2 separate regions of the Homo sapiens genome follow, and region 2 is linked to region 1. The links are chromatin loops, found by intact Hi-C in ENCODE. Cell type or tissue: gastrocnemius medialis. All regions are shown on one strand. Each heading gives the region's core, and the rest is flanking DNA. Links, peaks and the distances in the headings are about the cores only. Region 1 has its middle 10 kb from the start of ATOH8. Region 2 holds the start of LOC105374842 (a long non-coding RNA gene).

Region 1 (8,737 bases), core at 270-8,269:
ATCCCACAGGCTAAAATTTCATGTGGCCCTGCCATCCTGTGATCCTGGTTTATACTTACACAATGTTCCTCTTACCCCACACATGCTTCACAGTGCCCACCATCCTCCACGTACATTTGTGTATTTCTTGCAGCTTAAGACATCCCTCCCTAGACTTCTTCCTTCTTTTGAATGCTCCTTTCCCAACTGGGGGCTCCCTCCTTCAAACGGTCTAATGCGGCACAAATTCCTTTGTGTCTTTGTTTTGCAGCAAGGTGGGAGGATCTACAAACCCTTTTACTGGGGAATATCAGAGAAGACTGCCAGAAATTCTACTTGTACACATAAAGACCTTGTAGGTTCCCCTGGCAGACACTGTTAATAATACAAATCTATATGGTATTCTAGTGCTCACTATTTGCTAAGCACTGTGCTAAGAACTTTGAATTATCTCATTTAAAATACTTTTGGCTGGGTGCAGTGGCTCATGCTTGTAATCCCAGCACTTTGGAATGCAGAGGTAGGAGGATCGCTTGAGACCAGGAGTTTGAGACCAGCCTGGGCAATATAGCAAGACCCCCATCTCTAAAAAAAATTAAAATATTAGCCAGGCGTGGTGGTGTGCACCTGTAGTCCCAGCTACTTGGGAGGCTGCAGTGGGAGGACCACTTGAGCTCACTAGTTGGAGGTTGCAGTGAGCTGTGATTGTGGCACTGTACTAGAGCCTGGGTGACAGAATGATACCCTAACTCTAAAAGAAGAAAAATAAAATAAAATCCTTAAAACCTCACTTTGCAGATGAAGAAGCTACGGCATAGAGAGGTAAGCAACTCTCTCGGTGCACCTCATATTCCAGTACACACCCAAGAGAGATGGTGGGCTTTTGGGGCTGATGGACCAGCCCTGGAGACTGAGGTTAATCTCTGGGGAGGGAAGTAAAAGGAAGGAGGCCGCTTCAGGTGGGCAGAGCTTACCTCCAAGGAAGAGACAACCTGGGATCCAGGAGAAACACACTTAATGGGGCAGAGTGTGGTGTCCTTCAGATGCACTTGGCCCAGACTCAAGTTATTCGAGAAGATTGAGAAACAAAAAGAAAAGAAGCTGTCTCTGGTTGAGCACGTATAGTGCCCAAACTGTGGTCTCTAAGTATCTTTTCTCACTGAAGGGAACCAAGGCTTCTTGGAGAATTGCCTGTTTCCAGGTCTGGGGCAACAAATACACAAGATGAGCCCAGAACATCCTGAACCAGAAAGCGAGAAAGTGACCAAACACCACGAGGGGCATGTCAAAAGGACTCAGGTGCCAACTTGAAGGAGCTCCCACTGGATAAAATGGGATTATTTGTGCATCCCAAAACAAACCAAAACAAACATACAAAAATCCTGCAATGAGCTGAAACACATCAAATATTGTAAAATCCAAGAATTCAAAATGACAACAAAAAAGAACCAAGTCACTATTCTGAGAACTGATCAATTAAGGAAACACGTTTTTTTAAAAACTGTCTTTGGGGCCTCCCAGATACACAGCGAATTTGAGGGTTAGTTGGAAGGCACCCCATGTTCTCTCCAAGATTCTTTTACTGGCTTTCTCCAGGCCTGAATTTCCACCATTAGAGACTCATTTCTTTGGGTTTACAAAGTTTCGGAATCAAAGTCAAAATACCCTTGGGAAAGGTTTGTTGACTACTGTCCTTGAAGATCGTGGTAAAGGGAAAGTGGAAAGTCCTGTGGTTCCTAGGGTCTGGATAGATAGTGCTACAGCCAGAGAAGAGGAGCCAGGAAGGTCAAAGGATTTGGCAACATCAGCTCGGGCAGGGATTCTTCAACCTGAATGTGCAGGAGAATCCCATGGCTGGCCATCTAAAGTTCAGCTCCTCAGTGGCCCAATCACATGGGTTCTGATCCAGCAGGTAGAAAGAATGGAAGAAAGGTACATTTTATTACATACTCCAGGTGATTAGGACACAGGCGGTCCTGCCATCGCCCTCTGGGGGACACTGGATCTTCCTTCTTGGACTGTGTACCTTCCTGCTCCAGAGCCCCTGACCATCAAGCTGAGCACCGACAGCCACTGCAGACTCCATCAGGCCCTCTCTCTGGGATCTCTTCGGTACTGCCAGCTCCCTTAAAGGTGCCAGGCTCTTCCCTGTATGGAGAAGCTGGCACCATAGAGAAGCGACCCAGCCACACAGGTCCTGGTGCCAGCTCTGAGCTGCCTGCTCTCGTCCTGTCTCACGGCTTCCCAAGCTGACGGACCTGCCTGGCTTCTCATGTGACTGCCCACTCACTCCTGGCCTGATGCTTGACAACACGTCTGGGACTCTCCTGGGCCAAGGACCCTACATCTCAGCCCAGGTCCCGCATGCTCTCTCAGTCCTGGGATCCCTGTCTCCTTTCCCATGCCACCTCCCAGCATCCTTGTTCCTGGGCAGGAGGTGCTTTGCAGCCCTGCTCCTCAGCTCTGTGACCCAGCCAGATTGGTGGCCAACTGCCCTCACTCTGGGGTCAGCTAACCACCTCTCTGTCCTCCTCCTCACCCTGCCACCTCACCTAGTCCCTTCCACCTCCATGGACTTCCCCTGGGGCCTCCCTCCCCACATCACAACCCTCCTTTGCTGAGATGAGCCCCACATCCCATGAGCTCATCCTTTCTTAGCAATGCTCCTCGGACCACCTCTTCCCCATGGACTGAGCCCCAGCTGGGGGCTGACCTTCGGCATCAAACGCCTGGCCCTTGACTCACAGCTCCCCTGTTCTGACACCCGGCCTTTGCCTGACCCCATGGGCAGGCCTGGGCGCCAGCCTTGCCCCCCCTGGCTGGCCCGTCCCCCTGCCGCCTGAGCCTGGGTTATGACATCTTTCCACTGAGCAGCTCTTATTTTGAGAAGGCAAACACGGCGGCGCCCACAGGCATGTGCACACGCCAGCACACGCACACACATACCCTGTCCATCCCCGGACTCCTCGCGCACTGGGGTTAAAATGTGGCTGGCCATGTTTATTTTTCTTCCTCTAATTTCCCCTTTGGAACAAACAACAGTCCTGTAACCCCGATCACCCTCCCCTTTCAGATCTGTGGTCTCCCACCACCCTTCTCCCGGGTCCTCCCCTCGCAGCTGTGAATGAGAACAGAGTAAGTCTTTTAGCGGGAGGCAGCAGCCTGAATGAATTGATCACAGCCTCAAAGCCAGCAGGATGGGGGGATGGTGAGCATGTGTGTTTGCTTCTTAAACGCTATTTGTACACCCTGAAGCTTCTATTTTTCCATGTGACTTGGAGCAAATGCCTTCCCCCAGCCCTCCATCCTTTTAAAATTTATTTCATTTCATTTTTGGTCCAATGCATTTTGTTTTCTGTTTTCTACAAGGGAGCCCGAATCAGGGCCTCAGAAAAACAAGGCCGAGCTGCCAACTGGAAATGTTTGCTCTGGGGGCGAGTTCGGAGGCTGGCGTCAGGCGGGGCAAGATCCGTGCCAGTGGAATGTGATTTGGGGAGGAAGCTGCAGGTCACTCAATCGCTGGCAGCCAGCCCGGGAGCAACTGGATGCTTTCTGGGCTGTGTGTGTGTGTGTGTGTGTGTGTGTGTGTGTGTGTGTGTGTGTATGTAGAGTTTTTTCCCTCATGCAAACAGAGCTCTGGAGACATGGAGACAGAAGCATTAGGAACAAATGAGACAGGGGGTTGGAAAATCAGGGGATCTGGGGGAATAAGGTGGGCTGGGGCGGGGAGAGGGTGCCAGGAGCTTGAGCAGCCATGTTATTCAGCATGTGCTGTGTGTTCAGCTCTGAGCTGGGAGCCTGCAGGAGCAAGGAGGGCTGCAAACCACATCAGCCCCCAGTGATCTGTGGGTTCTTTGGAGAAACAAGGCTTTCAGTATAGAACACTGGCAGGTGAGCCTGGAAGTTCCCAAGAGCGGAGTGTGTTCCTCTGGGCTGAGTGTGTCCAGGGAAGGCTTCCTGAAGGAGGTGTGGTAGGATCAGAGCCCTGAAGCATGTATGGTACTGCACTGAGAGGAGAGGAGAGACGTTCAAGGTGCAGTTATTAGCTGCCATCTGCCAAGCCCTGTGCTCAGCCCTTTACATTGATAATCTCCCTTTAATCCTCACAACAACCCTATGAGGGCCAGTAATCTTTCTATCCTAGCTTTGCAAACAAGGAAACTGAGGCCCGGTGAGATCAAGGAACTCAGCCAAACTCCCAGCTTGTAGGTGGTGAGCCAAGGGTCAATTCGGGACCATCCTTGTCCAAAGCCTGGGCTCTGTCCACCACCGCTGAGGGCCACTTTTCACTTAGCCGAGTTCCTTGTGGAAGGGCTTGTTTTCCCTGCCCCACTCAAAAGAGGATTGTTGAATTCAAGATGGGGAATGTTGGGGACCTAAGATGCCAGGGTAGACTTCCAGGGGGCAGTGTGACAAACGCTCCGAAGCCAGAGAGATAAACTACCTTGTTTCCTTGTTCCCAGGAGGTAGTGGCTGGGCCCCTTGGCAGTCCCCCCAGGGTTCATATCAGGTCAGCCCTCTCCTGCAGCCTACCCCCCTTACCAATGACCCACGCCACCCTCACACTCCCCCACACACCCCCATCACATGTCAAGTTCTTTGCCACCCCAAAGTGAAGGTCCGCCCACTTCCAGGAGTCCTCAGAAGTTATCTGTGTTGTTCTGAGTCACGCACGAAACTCAGTGAACCAGACAGAATGGATTTTCCCCAGGCAGCCACCACAACCCTGGAGTTGGAATCAGGAGACCTGAGCCAACTGAGTGGGGGGCAATTGGTTAAAGTCAACAGTCTACCTCCTGTGTGATATCAAGTGAGCCATGTCCATTCTTGAGCCTCAGTTTCCTCAGTTTTAAAATGAGGAGTGGCCTGAATGGTTTTTGAGCTGTCACAGATGGAAGGAGAGGCTCTAAGGCAGTGGAACTATCTGCAGGTGTTGGAAGGGTCAGTCAGGAAGACTTTCTCGAGGTGTTCAGCCCACTGCAGAAGGATTCTCTGGCAGAGGAAGCAGGATCTGTCACGGGCTCAAAAGGGGAAAGGAAAGAAGCCAGGCTGGAAGGGCAGGAGGAGATGATGGTGAGGGAGGTAGAGTCCTGGCCAGGGTGGCTAGAACACCTTGACTCAAGCTTGTCTGGTAGTAATCAGACGGCCAGTGATCCATCTGATTAGAACAACTTTGTTGACCACTTGGGAGTTCTATTGTCTTGAGCTCAGATAGTTGGTTAGCCTCCCCCATGAACTCTTTTTGGCCAAACTGAGCACTAACGTTAGGTAGACACTGGCTTGGGGCTTACCTGGGCCTGATACATCACCTACATTGGTTGAACTGACCAGTCGATTCCACGAGACAACTAATTTTACCGATTATTTCCAGGAAACAGGCAGTTTATAGCATTAACTAAAATCAGCAGTTGTTCTGGCTTTTTGGAGACAGTCTTTGGATCTGACATCTTCAGTCCTCAGAGACATTCAGGCTACCTGCCACTGACCAACAGTAGTCAGATTCCTGAGAAGGCTGGGAAAAACCCTACCAACAACGGGCGTCAGGACTCAGTCTCTCTCATCAAAAAAAAAAAAAAAAAAAAAAAAAGGCAGGATCGAACTAGACCAGGAGTGGCAAACACATGGTGTGAATCCTGCCACTCCTTTTCTTTCATCCATGGCAGACATTGCTAATCAATTATAGCACTCATTCCCAAAGGGACCCAGATGCAGCCTCAGGATCCTTTTCAACACAGAGCTTCAGGCAGCCTCTACCAATCAATTAGATTTGGCATGCGTGATAAAAAGCATTTGTCCTCTGGACTAGATGATCTCCAAGCCTCCCTCCAGCTGTGCTGATCTAGAATTGCAACTGATTAGGCATCTTGAGGACTCAGCCTGGGGACCACCAGGTCTACAGCTGTCCCTGGGGCATCCAGGTCTGTGGGGCTGCCCTCGAGCTGGTGCCTTATTAATTTTCCTCACTGCTAATAAATGTGCATTGCGTCAGCTCTGTTCTGCCCCCTCATGTTCTCTGGCTGCTGCCATCAGTGGGGACTTTTTCAGAGAGCTGCAAAAATAGTTTTTTGTTGTTGTTGTTTGAGGAGCCTACACAGAAGCAGCAGCCAAGGCTTTTTTGCTTCCTTTCTTTTCTGAGGGAATGGGGAAATGCGGAGGGAAGACCTCACAATGAAGGAATGTGCTCCTTGGGGAACTGAAAGTTGTTTTCCTTAAAGAAGAAGAAGATGAAGAAGAAGTCAGCACACTCTAACTTCACATCTAGCCGCAAAGCACATCTGCAGGGATTGCTAACAGCTCCCAGGAGATCGCTGGCTCAAGCCAAGCCTGGTTAGGCTGTTGACAACTAGGTCCTGATGAGCAGAGCCCTAATGAGCAGCTTGCTCACTGTCTGCCCTCCCGGCTCATCCCTCGTTGATGTTCATTGGGCTCATCGAGGCCCTGGGAGACAGTTTTTCTTGCCTGCGATGGATGTTAGGCATGCAGGGGAGCTCACTTTCTCACGGGTGAATGTTTCACTTTTCCCCACTGCTGTGCTCTGGGGTTTTTAAGAGGCTTAAGACAAATCCTAAGACACTAGGGATGGGAAGAGCTTGAGATCTGTGGGTTCCAGCTCCCCCTCTCTTTTCTCCGTTTACAGATGAAGAGGCTGAGGCTTGCGGTGGGGCGGGAGGGGGAAGATAGAGGACAGGGGAGGCAGATGCCGAAGGGTACCGAGCTGGTCCTGGGAAGAGAATGCATCTCTCAACTTCCAGACCACTAAGTCAGAGGTGCAGAAAACTCAGAGAGTGTCCAGCCCAGAGCTTCTTGAACTTGAGTAACATATGCCCTCGTCCCAAAAGGAAACACATTGTCCCAGAACCCTAAGATCAGAATTATGCTCTTGTACTTTATGTTTTTAATTCTTATATAACTATAAGCCCAAAACAAATTAATAAATGAATACAAGCAAAACTACAAAGGTGATCAAAATTCACTTTAACAAACAGGTTAATATGATGAATAATATTGTTTTGCAGAAACAGAATCTCACAGGGCACAGGAGAGGAGCAGAGCACCAGCAGGGGACCCTAACCTTCTTCCTGCATCCATCAGAGCCTTCAGAATGAAGAATCTGGGGGACAGGAGGATGTCAGGGGGAGGGAAGAGGAGCAAGAGAAGGCAGGGACAAGTCAGATGCCAGGCAGAGGAAGCCGAGAGCCTGGAGACTTGGCTGCTCCAAGGCAGCGCACTTATCCTCTTGGGGCCGACCATGTTTCTTCCTTAGGCAGGGCTCCTTGAGGCTGAAATCATCCCTAACAGACCCTCAACGGTCAGGACAGTGTCATGTCACCTGCCAGTGGGAACCTCACTGGGCTCTGCCCACACCCAAGCACTGCTCCTACCTGCCACTTCCTGTCTCCTTCAAGTGGGGACACAGAACAAGCACACTGCACAAGTAAAGCATAGAGCATGTCATAAGGTGAAATGGCTGGTGGCTCCAGCTGGAAACGGGTGGTAAGGGGAGGCCTCAGTGACCAAGTGACATAATGGCAAAGGTTTGGAGGAGGAGAGGAAGCAAGCCATAGGCATTTCTCAGGGAGGTGGTCTGCCCGGCCAAATCCCACCATCTTTCCAGCCTGGTTTAAATGCCTCTTCTTCCAGGAAGTCCCCCAGAGCTGTTTGGCTACACTCTGAATTCCTACAGCTTTTTCCTTAGTGTCTATCACTTCGTACTGGTTCAGACTTGCATTATCTTTCCTACTGGACTCGGAGTTCCTTGAGGTGGGCACTGTGTCTCCTCTTACTAGAATGTCAGCTCCACAGGGTAGAGGTTTTGCTCTATTCACTGCTGCATAACCCCAGGCTTAGCAGGTGCTCTACAGAGGGTAGCGAAGGCTTATGGTGGATAAAGGAAGGGATGAGGATGGTCTCTTTGCAGGACGTGAGCTCTTGATGGCAGAAACCTCACCAAACTTATCTTTCTTCTTTTTTTTTTTTTTTTTTTTGAGATGGAGTCTCGCTCTGTCACCCAGGCTGGAGGACAATGACGTGATCTTGGCTCACTGCAACCTCCGCCTCCCAGGTTCAAGCGATTCTCCTGCCTCAGACTTCCAAGTAGCTGGGATTATAAGTGTGTGCCACCACAACTGGCTAACTTTTTGTATTTTTGGTAGAGACAGGGTTTCGCCATGTTGGCCAGGCTGGTCTCAGACTCCTGGCCTCAAGGGATCTACCTGCCTCAGCCTCTCAAAGTGCTGTGATTACAGGAGTGCGCCACCGTGCCCAGTCACCAAACTTATCTTTCTAACCAGCCCCATTACAGTGCCCGGCTCAGCTCGAGTTCTGTCCAGTGTAAGAATGACTGTTGACTTGAATCCATTGCTCCCAACTCAATTGATCAGGTTGGGGAACCCAATGCCAGAGAAAAGATTGTGGATTCAAGACAACCACAAGTTCTTGGCAGTCAGGGCAGCTGTGCCTTTGACATGACCAACTCTGTCTCTGGATCCACTGTTTTTTTCTGGTCAAAGCAGCTGACTAAATAGCTGAGCAGGTCTTGGTCCAAACAGAGGAGTGGACCTTCATTCACTCAGTAAGTACTTATTGAGTGTCTACTGTGTACTAGGGATTGTTCTAGCGGCTGGGATATAGCAGTAAACAAGGCAGGCAAAAATCCCTGACCTCATGGAACTGACCTTCTAGTGTATGGGAGACAGAAACCAAGCAACCAGTGATATCTATAGTATGGCAGATGATGGTAAATGCCATTGAAAATAAA
Region 2 (8,361 bases), core at 362-8,361, 61 kb before region 1:
CAGGAGTGGTGGCTCACGCCTGTAATCCCAGCACTTTGGGAGGCCGAGACGGGTGGATCACCTGAGGTCAGGAGTTCTAGACCAGCCTGGCCAACATGGTGAAACCCCGTCTCTACTAAAAATACCAAAATTAGCTGGGCATGCTAGCGGGTGCCTGTAATCCCAACTACTTGGGAGGCTGAGGCATGAGAATTGCTTGAACCTGGGAGGTGGAGGTTGTGGTGAGCCGAGATTGCGCCACTGCACTCCAGCCTGGCCGACAGACAGTGAAACTCCATCTAAAAAAAAAAAAAAAAAAAAAAATTTACATTCTAACCGTTTCCAAGTGTACATTCAGTGGCTTTATGTACATTCACATTGATGCGCAACCATCACCACCATCCATCTCCAGAATGCTTTTCACCTTCCCAAGCAGAAACTCTGTGCCCATGAAACACTAACTCTCCTTTCCTCCCATCCCCTGACAATCATTCTACTTCCCATCTCTAACTCTCTTTTCCCCCATCCCCTGACAATCATTCTACTTCTCCTCTCTAACTCTCCTTTCCCCCATCCCCTGATAATCATTCTACTTCCTGTCTCTATGATTTTCACTGTTCTGTGTCCCTCCTAGAAGTGGACTCATATAGTATTTGTCTTTGGTGACTGGTTTATTTCACTTAGCAGAGTGTCTTTTGGGTTCATCCATGTTATCATGCATCTCTTATAATTTCCTTCCTTTTAAAGGCTGTGTGCATACACCGCATTTTGTTTATGGAATTATGACCCTTTTAAATGTCCCTAAAATTGCACCTGTTGGCTGTAGCTGCGCCTATAGGTTGTAGCTGGAGGACATTCCTGCCCATTGTTGGTTTCTGTTCCTTTCTGCCTTTCTGACCCAGCCTCCAACTGCTCCGGTCTAAGGAGATAAGAAGCCACACAGGCCTCTGGCAGGGGCTGGGTCTCCTTTCTGCAGGAAGTGCTTCAGGCCCCTCTTCTTGGTCTCTCCCTGAAGTAAGAGGCCTCAAGTGGAGTCCTGAGGGGCATGATGAGGGCTGTGCCCTGAACAGGTGCAAAGTATGGAGGGAAAATGTGGAGCCTGAGGAAGGCATCTTGAGGCTGGAGCAGGGAAGGCCGAGTGGGCACCTCCTTAGTTGAGCTGCCTTAGGACAAGGGAGCAGTGATGGTGGCTTCAACAGGAAAAGAGAAGCTGATTCTGACTGGAAGGGCACCAGCTGCCATTCCTGCAGGAACGAACAAGTGTTTTCCCAGGAAGATGGGGTCAGGTCGCTGAATCTGATGGGTCCTGGCTCTGTGCCCAAGTGCTGTTCCAGGCACAGGGTGGGGGTGACAGAAGGGGCAGCGCAGCCCTGCTCTCACCAAGCCACCTGTATGAGAAAACACAACAAAGACATTCCTTCAGCCACTAGGAGCCTCTGTCTCCAGGAAATTACCATGAAACCCCTAAGTGTAGTGGCTCAGGGCCACAAAGCTACGTCCCATGCCCAGGCTCAGGCCCATTATGTGTGGCCAGGGACTCTGCTCATCACAGTCACCCCGGGGCACAGGCTGACTTGCAGTGGTCGTCTTGAACACTGCCCATCATCATGCCAGGAGAAAAGAGAATTCTGGGGTCTCTCCCTGGCTGTTAAATGTTCCAGTTGGGAAGGAACAGGCTTAACTTCTGCTCAGGAAGCAACCTGGCAGGACGCCACCCAGCCTTCCCAACCCTCACTCGCAAACACAGGGCGGCCAGGGAGTGCAATTCCAAAGCAGGACCGGAAGGTGGCGCCCGGGAGCCAGGTGGAGATGCACCGCCCTGGGCAGCGCGATCCCCACACCTTGCCCTTCGCGGACTTCGCTGCAGCCCAACTTTCTTGGGGCAGCTGTTTCTGCTGAACTAAAGGAACACCAGGGGGTCCAGTCTCTCGACACCCCAGGGCCCACGCACCTGCTGAGGAAGGCGCTCCTTCATTACAGGCGGCAGCACCGAGTACCTGGGCTTTACAACATTTTAACCTCCCCTCCCCTCCCCTTCCCTCATTTTTCTTTTCTTTTCTTTTTTTTTTTTTTGACGGAATCTCGCTCTATAGGCCAGGCTGGAGTGCAATGGCACGATCTCGGCTCACTGCAACCTCTGCCTCCTGGGTTCAAGCGATTCTCCTGCCTCAGCCTCCCGAGTAGCTGGGATTACAGGCATGTGCCACCACACCCGGCTAAGTTTTGTATTTTTAGTAGAGACAGGGTTTCACCATGTTGGCCAGGCTGGTCTCGAACTCCTGACCTCAGGTGATCCGCCTGCCTCGGCCTCCCAAAGTGCTAGGATTACAGGCGTGAGCCACCATGCACGGACAAGCTGTTCTTTCTTACTGTTTACACTTATTTGTGTATATATATATATTTTTGAGATGGAGTCTCGCTTTGTCACCCAGGCTGGAGTACAGTAGCACAATCTCAGCTCACTGCAACCTCTGCCTCCCAAGTTCAAGCGATTCTCCTGCCTCAGCCTCCCAGGTAGCTGGGATTATAGGTGCCCACCACCACACCTGACTAATTTTTGCATTTTTAGTAGAAGTGGGGTTTCACCATGTTGGCCAGGCTGGTCTCGAACTCTTGACCTCAAGTGATCATCTGGCCTCGGCTTCCCAAAGTGCTGGGATTACAGGTGTAACTCACCACGCTGGGTCCACTTATTTGTAATTTGATCATTGTCTTCTCTCCCACTAGAAAGTAAGTTCCATGAGGGCAGGCCCCATGTTCATGTTTACTCATCTTCCTGTTCTCAGTGCCTGGCGGAGTACCTGGCACAGAGTAGCATTCACTTGGTGTTTGCTGAATCAATGAACATGACCGAGGGCTGCAGTCTGAGGTCTGGAGGCTTTGCAGACTGGTTGGGGGCACCATCCTAAAGGCTATCAGAGCAACTGCTGAGAGAGACTCCAACCAGGCTGGAGCTCCACTTGTAGCAGAGTCCCAGTGTTCTGGCTGGGCAGGGAGTAGGGCAGTTCTGAAAATTGACAGGGAGGTCTGCCCCAGCCCAGCCCCCAGGGGCTCTTGTCCAAGTCCCAGTGACAGGATGTCTGCAAGTAAATGCTGAAGGAGATGCTTCAGCTAAAAGCTCCAGGACATGTAGGTTCAAATGGCCTAACAAACTGGGAAACCAGAGTGGAGGGGAGACATTCTCATTTCAGGATAGACCCTGGCTGCCTTGGGGCCTCCAGGGTGCTAGGGGACACAGCCCAGCTCTGCATCCCTGGCAGAGATGGCCACATCCAGCAGGCCCTGGTGGCACTGCAGAGAGAACAGCACCCTGGGGACCAATTATCCTGGGAAACAGGCTGGTGCCTATCCAGATGGTGGTGCCAGGCACTGCCACTGTACAACTGGCTGATTTGGTGAATAAGTTGCAGACATAATTGAAGGGCAATTTGTTGGGGATGTAAAGTACTGCAATGGCCCACAGGGTAAGAGACAGTAAAATAAGGGTAAATGTCACCACTCAGAATTTACACACAGGTTGGTATGCCTCAGGAAACTTAGGTTAATAATGAAAAAGAAAAAAACACAACAATACGAAACACTGGAGAAATACTGGCAGGATGTGTATCACCTTGTTGATAATGGTATTTCTTGGTATAATTACATGTGGTCATTACTCATTGTCTTTGTACTTTGAAAAAAAAATTAAGCCAAAGGAAAAAAAAAAACCTTCCTTTCCCAGTCAAATATACTAGCAAACAAGAAGCTGTTAGAAAACAATTCTCGCTGGTGTAGATTTTGTCCTGTTTTGGTTGTGAGGATGAGGGGCTGGTGTGGATCAACAGTCCTGAGGGGGAAGCAGGAATCCCAGAAGACGGAGGGTCAGGCTGGGGAATGCAGTTCTGGAAGCTGAGAGCAGAGTGCCCAGTCCTTTCACATCAGGTATGAGTCAAACGCCAGGACAGGGGTGTGGTAAAGGTCAGGCACCAGGACATCCAGGGACAGAAGCCAGCAGACAAGTGAGGCTGCAGGGGAGGCCAGGGTCATGTGGGTCATTCTGGGATGGAAGCTGATAGGTGGGAGAGTGGAGAAAGCAGGCAGGTAGGGCTCGCAGCCAGGTGAGGGTTCAGAGTGGGCGTATATGAGCCTCAGTTCTAAGACCTCTGGATCCAAGCTGTCATCAACCGTGAAAGTCAGACATAGAAGTTGCCAGTGACTTTGGAGCCTCCCAAAGGAAGGGACCCAAGTAGGGGAGGTCCTGGGGTGGCAGAGTTTTGAGAAGTTATGTGGCAGAGAGCCTGTGCATGAGGGAGAAAGGGTGATGTAAAGGGTTAACCTCTGAAACCAGAGGCATGGATGAAGGCTGAGCCTCTCTTGCAGCCTAGGAACTTGAGAAATGAGTTATGGACAGTTCAGGTGAGGTCTGCTGACTCCCTGGGAAACTACTGACATTTCCTTTGTGTCATACTCCAAAGCCTGATACAAATGGTGGTGGCCATGTGGTCAGGAGTGTTTTTTTTTTTTTTGGTAGAGATGGGGGTCTCGCTATATTGCCCAGGCTGGCCTTGAACTCCTGGCCTCAAGTGATCCTCCTGCCTTGGCCTCCCAAAGTGCTGGGAATACAGATGTAAACTGTCGTGCCCAGCCTCATTTCTTTTGGGTGCATACTCAGAAGAGGGATTGCTAAATCATATGGTAATTCTATTTTTAAATTTTCAAGGAACCTTTATACTGTTGTCCATAATGGCTATACTAATTTACATTTCCACTAATACTTCACTATGTATATGTTTGCCAAAATATCACGTTGTATGCCTTAAATATATGCAATTTTTACTTTAACAAGTCAGCCCTCAGACTTTTATCTATTTTTAGTTTGCCATAGTGCTGCATTCAGGAGCTTCTGTCCAAGACACAAAGCCTGGCTGGCCTGTCATTTCTTAATAATCCAGCAAGCTTCCAGGGTGAGTAGGCTGCCTGGGCCCAGAATGGGTCCTTAGAGTCAGCTGATGCATAACTGTCTCTGTAACATCTATTTTAAGGGGCATCCAGGCAGGGCGCGGTGGCTCACGCCTGTTATCCCAGCACCCTGGGAGGCGGAGGCGGGTGGTCAGGAGTTTGAGACCAGCCTGGCCAATATGGTGAAACCCTGTCTGTACTAAAAATACAAAAATTAGCTGGGAGTGCTGGCACATGCCTGTAATCCCAGTTCCTCAGGAGGCTGAGGCAGGAGAATCGCTTGAACTTGGGAGGCGGAGGTTGCAGTGAGCTGAAATCATGCCACTGCCCTGCAGCCTGGGCGACAGAGCGAGAATCAGTCTCAATAATTAATTAATTAATTAATTAATTAAATAAAAAAATAAAATAAAATAAAGGGCATCTGGGGGGGTGTATCCAAAATGATGAGCAAAAACTATGGCATGTGGGGGCTGTTTCCAATCATCCATCCATTCACCCATGATCTAGATTTTCTTTCTTGTTTCTTCCTTGCAGACTGACTTCATCCTTCTGTCCATTCAATCATCCATCCATCCACTTACCCATCCATCTATCCAAAGGGGCACAAGGACACTTTTAGGGCTGATGGATGTGTTCACTGTCTTGACTGCTATGATGGTTTTATGGGTGTGTACATGTGTTAGAACTGGTAAAGTGGTATACTTTAAATGTGTGCATGTGAGTGTACCTTAATTATATTTCAATAAAGTTGGAAAAAAGGAAGGTAAATAACAGTAGGTCAAAACTGATAACACCCCACATTATCCATGGACAAGACAATGGATAAGCTGTGGAATATCCATACAATGGAATACTGCTCAGCAGTAGAAAGGAACAAATTGCTCAAATATACGACAACATGGACCATCTCACACATGAATGCTGATCAAAAGACGTCAGATGCGACAATCATTCTGTACAGTTCCATTTATATACACTTCAAAAACAGAGAAAACAGGCCTGGCATGGTGGCTTATGCCTATAATTCTAGCACTTTGGGAGGCCAAGGCAGGTGGATCACCCGAGGTCAGGAGTTCAAGGCCAGCCTGACCAACATGGTGAAACTCTGTCTCTACTAAAAATACAAAAATTAGCTGGGTGTGGTGGCGCACGCCTGTAATCCCAGCTACTCAGGAGGCTGAGGCAAGAGAATTGCTTGAACCTGGGAGGCAGAGGTTGCAGTGAGCCGAGATCACGCCATTGCACTCCAGTCTGGGCAACAAGAGCAAAACTCCAGCTCAAAACAAACAAACAAACCAGAGAAAACAGAGCTATGGTGTTTATGAGTATGTGCTCAGGTGGTAAAACTATAAAGAAAAACAAGAACACAATGATCATTAAGTCCTCCCTAGGGAAGGAGGAAGGGGTGGTCTCTGGGAGGGAAGATGATGGGGCTTCTGGGGAGCTGGCAGATTTCTTGACCTGGGTGGTTACGTGGATGTGTGCTTGATAATAAACCATTGAGCTGTACGTTTTGTTTTGTGTGCATTTCTGAATATATTTTACATTGTGTAATTTAAAATGGAGCAACATATATATACATGCTTGTATGGAAAGGTACAAAAAAGGAAAATTTTAACAGTTTTTCTTTCCTCTGAGGAGAGAGGCTATGAACTAGTGGGGGCTTATATTCTTTTTCCTTATGCTTTTCGTAAGTACATTAAAATGTCAAAAATACATAAAATATTTCCTCGCACTGTTCGTAAGGAAAATCCACAAATTTTCATCATAAATGCATGGATGAGAAAGCAAAGAAGGGGTTCTCCAGCTGCAGGTACTGAAGCAAGGACTAGGGATCTAAGCAGAAGACAGAAGAGGCAATGGCTTGTGTGTCTACGTGAGAGAGAGAGTGTGTGTGTGTCTGTGTGAGAGTGTGTATGTATGTCTATGTGAGTGTATGTGTCTGTGAGAGTGTGTCTCTATGTGAGTGAGAGTGTGTCTATGCGAGAGTGTGTGTGTCTATGTGTGTGTTTATGCGAGTGTATCTATATGAGTGTATGTGTCTATGCGAGAGTGTATGTGAGAGTGTCTATGTGAGTGTGTGTATGTGAGAGTGTGTTTGAGTGCATGCATATGTGTGTGTGCCTATGTGTGTCTATATGAGTGTGTCTATGTGAGTGTGTGTGTTTGAACTCTGTGTGTATGTATAAGAGTTTGTGTGAGTGGGTGTGTGTGTGTGTGTAGTGGAATGGGGGACAGGAAGATGAGGCAGAGAGGGCTTCAGAGAGGCTGGAAGCCTGAGAAAGATTTACCCCACCATCGCTGGCTTTGAAGGGATGGACAGGGCCATGAGCCTGGAGATACCAGCAGCCTTTAGAGCTGAGAATGACCCTCTGATAACAGCCAGCACGGAAAGGGGGATCTCAGTCCTGCAACCACACGGCACTGAGCTCTGCCAACAATGTGGCATGAACCTAGAAACAGATTATTCTCAGATCCTCCAGGTTAGAGCCCTGCCAGCCCACATCCTGACTTTGGCCTTGTGAGAACCAGTTGAGCACACCCAGTCTTCTGACCGCCAGAACTGTCAGATAATACACAGGTGTTATTTTAGCCCATTAAGTTTGTGGTAATTGCTGTGACAATAATAGAAAATTAATACAGTCAAGGGCAGTGGAAGTGATTTCTCAGCCTAAGGGAGTCCAGCTGGAAGGAAGGTAAAATGGAGGGTGAGAGAGTTGCCCGAGGCCTTTTTCTTTGTGTTGCTTTTCTCACTGATGTTTATATTTTGGGTGGCAAGCTGCTTCCGAGGAGTTGTTTTTGTTTTTCAATTTGATTAAAATGTTCATTTGTTTATATCATAAAGTTGGTAGTAAATTTTATATTTACATAGCAAATTAATATTTATAATATACAATGTCCCTGAACAGGCATAACAAATGTTCTTGGAGTTGTTTTTTAAATTTAAAAACTTTTTTTGAGATGGGGTCTCACTATGTTGTTCAGGCTGATCTCAAACTCCAGGGTTTGAGTGATCGTCCCACTTCAGCCTCCCAAAGTGCTGGGATTACAGGCATGAGTTACCATGACTGGCTGGAATTATTTTGTTTTTAAAATAAGATACATTTAATAAATAATCCATATCCCCAAAAGATACATTCTGAAGAGGTGTGAAAGTTAGAGGGGAAAGGCTTTCATCCTTTTTTTTTTTTTTTTTTTGAGACTGGGTCTCCGTATGTTGCCCAGGCTGCTCTTAAACTCCGGGGCTTCCTGAGAAGCTGGGACTACAGGTGCGGGCCACTGCCTCAGGCTTCAGCTTGTTTTTTATATATCCCGACTCATCATTCTTTTCCAATCATAAAATTATGATTCTTATTGTAGTTGTAAATTTTAATTCACTTTTAATGGCAACATATTAACAGATTCCTATTGAGCAAATTTTCAAGATTATAAATTGTATGTGGA

Evidence for each region. Peaks named below come from ENCODE experiments on the same cell type or tissue, not always from the same donor. Only the 100,000 strongest peaks of a DNase experiment are listed, where the experiment ranks them.
Region 2: a loop joins it to region 1, with 6 times the contacts of the local background. A loop is called at or near these places in 3 of 110 quality-filtered maps.

Annotation. Positions count from the first base shown.
Region 1 is chr2:85,739,184-85,747,920 of GRCh38, forward strand. No RefSeq gene overlaps it. Among named protein-coding and RNA genes, the nearest start is that of ATOH8, 10 kb to the right of the region's middle. In gastrocnemius medialis, for the core only: no CTCF peak of the experiment used is centred there; DNase peaks (open chromatin) are centred at 1,208, 2,248, 2,828, 3,478 and 3 weaker places; H3K4me3 peaks cover 683 bases; H3K27ac peaks cover 7,208 bases.
Region 2 is chr2:85,677,609-85,685,969 of GRCh38, forward strand. It overlaps LOC105374842 (a long non-coding RNA gene), which reads left to right and starts at 3,740. Exons shown (of 3, transcript XR_940317.3): 1 at 3,740-3,900; 2 at 4,834-4,922; 3 at 5,452-5,679. In gastrocnemius medialis, for the core only: a CTCF peak has its summit at 1,758 (motif pointing right); DNase peaks (open chromatin) are centred at 1,723, 3,933, 4,383, 4,953 and 1 weaker place; H3K27ac peaks cover 7,611 bases.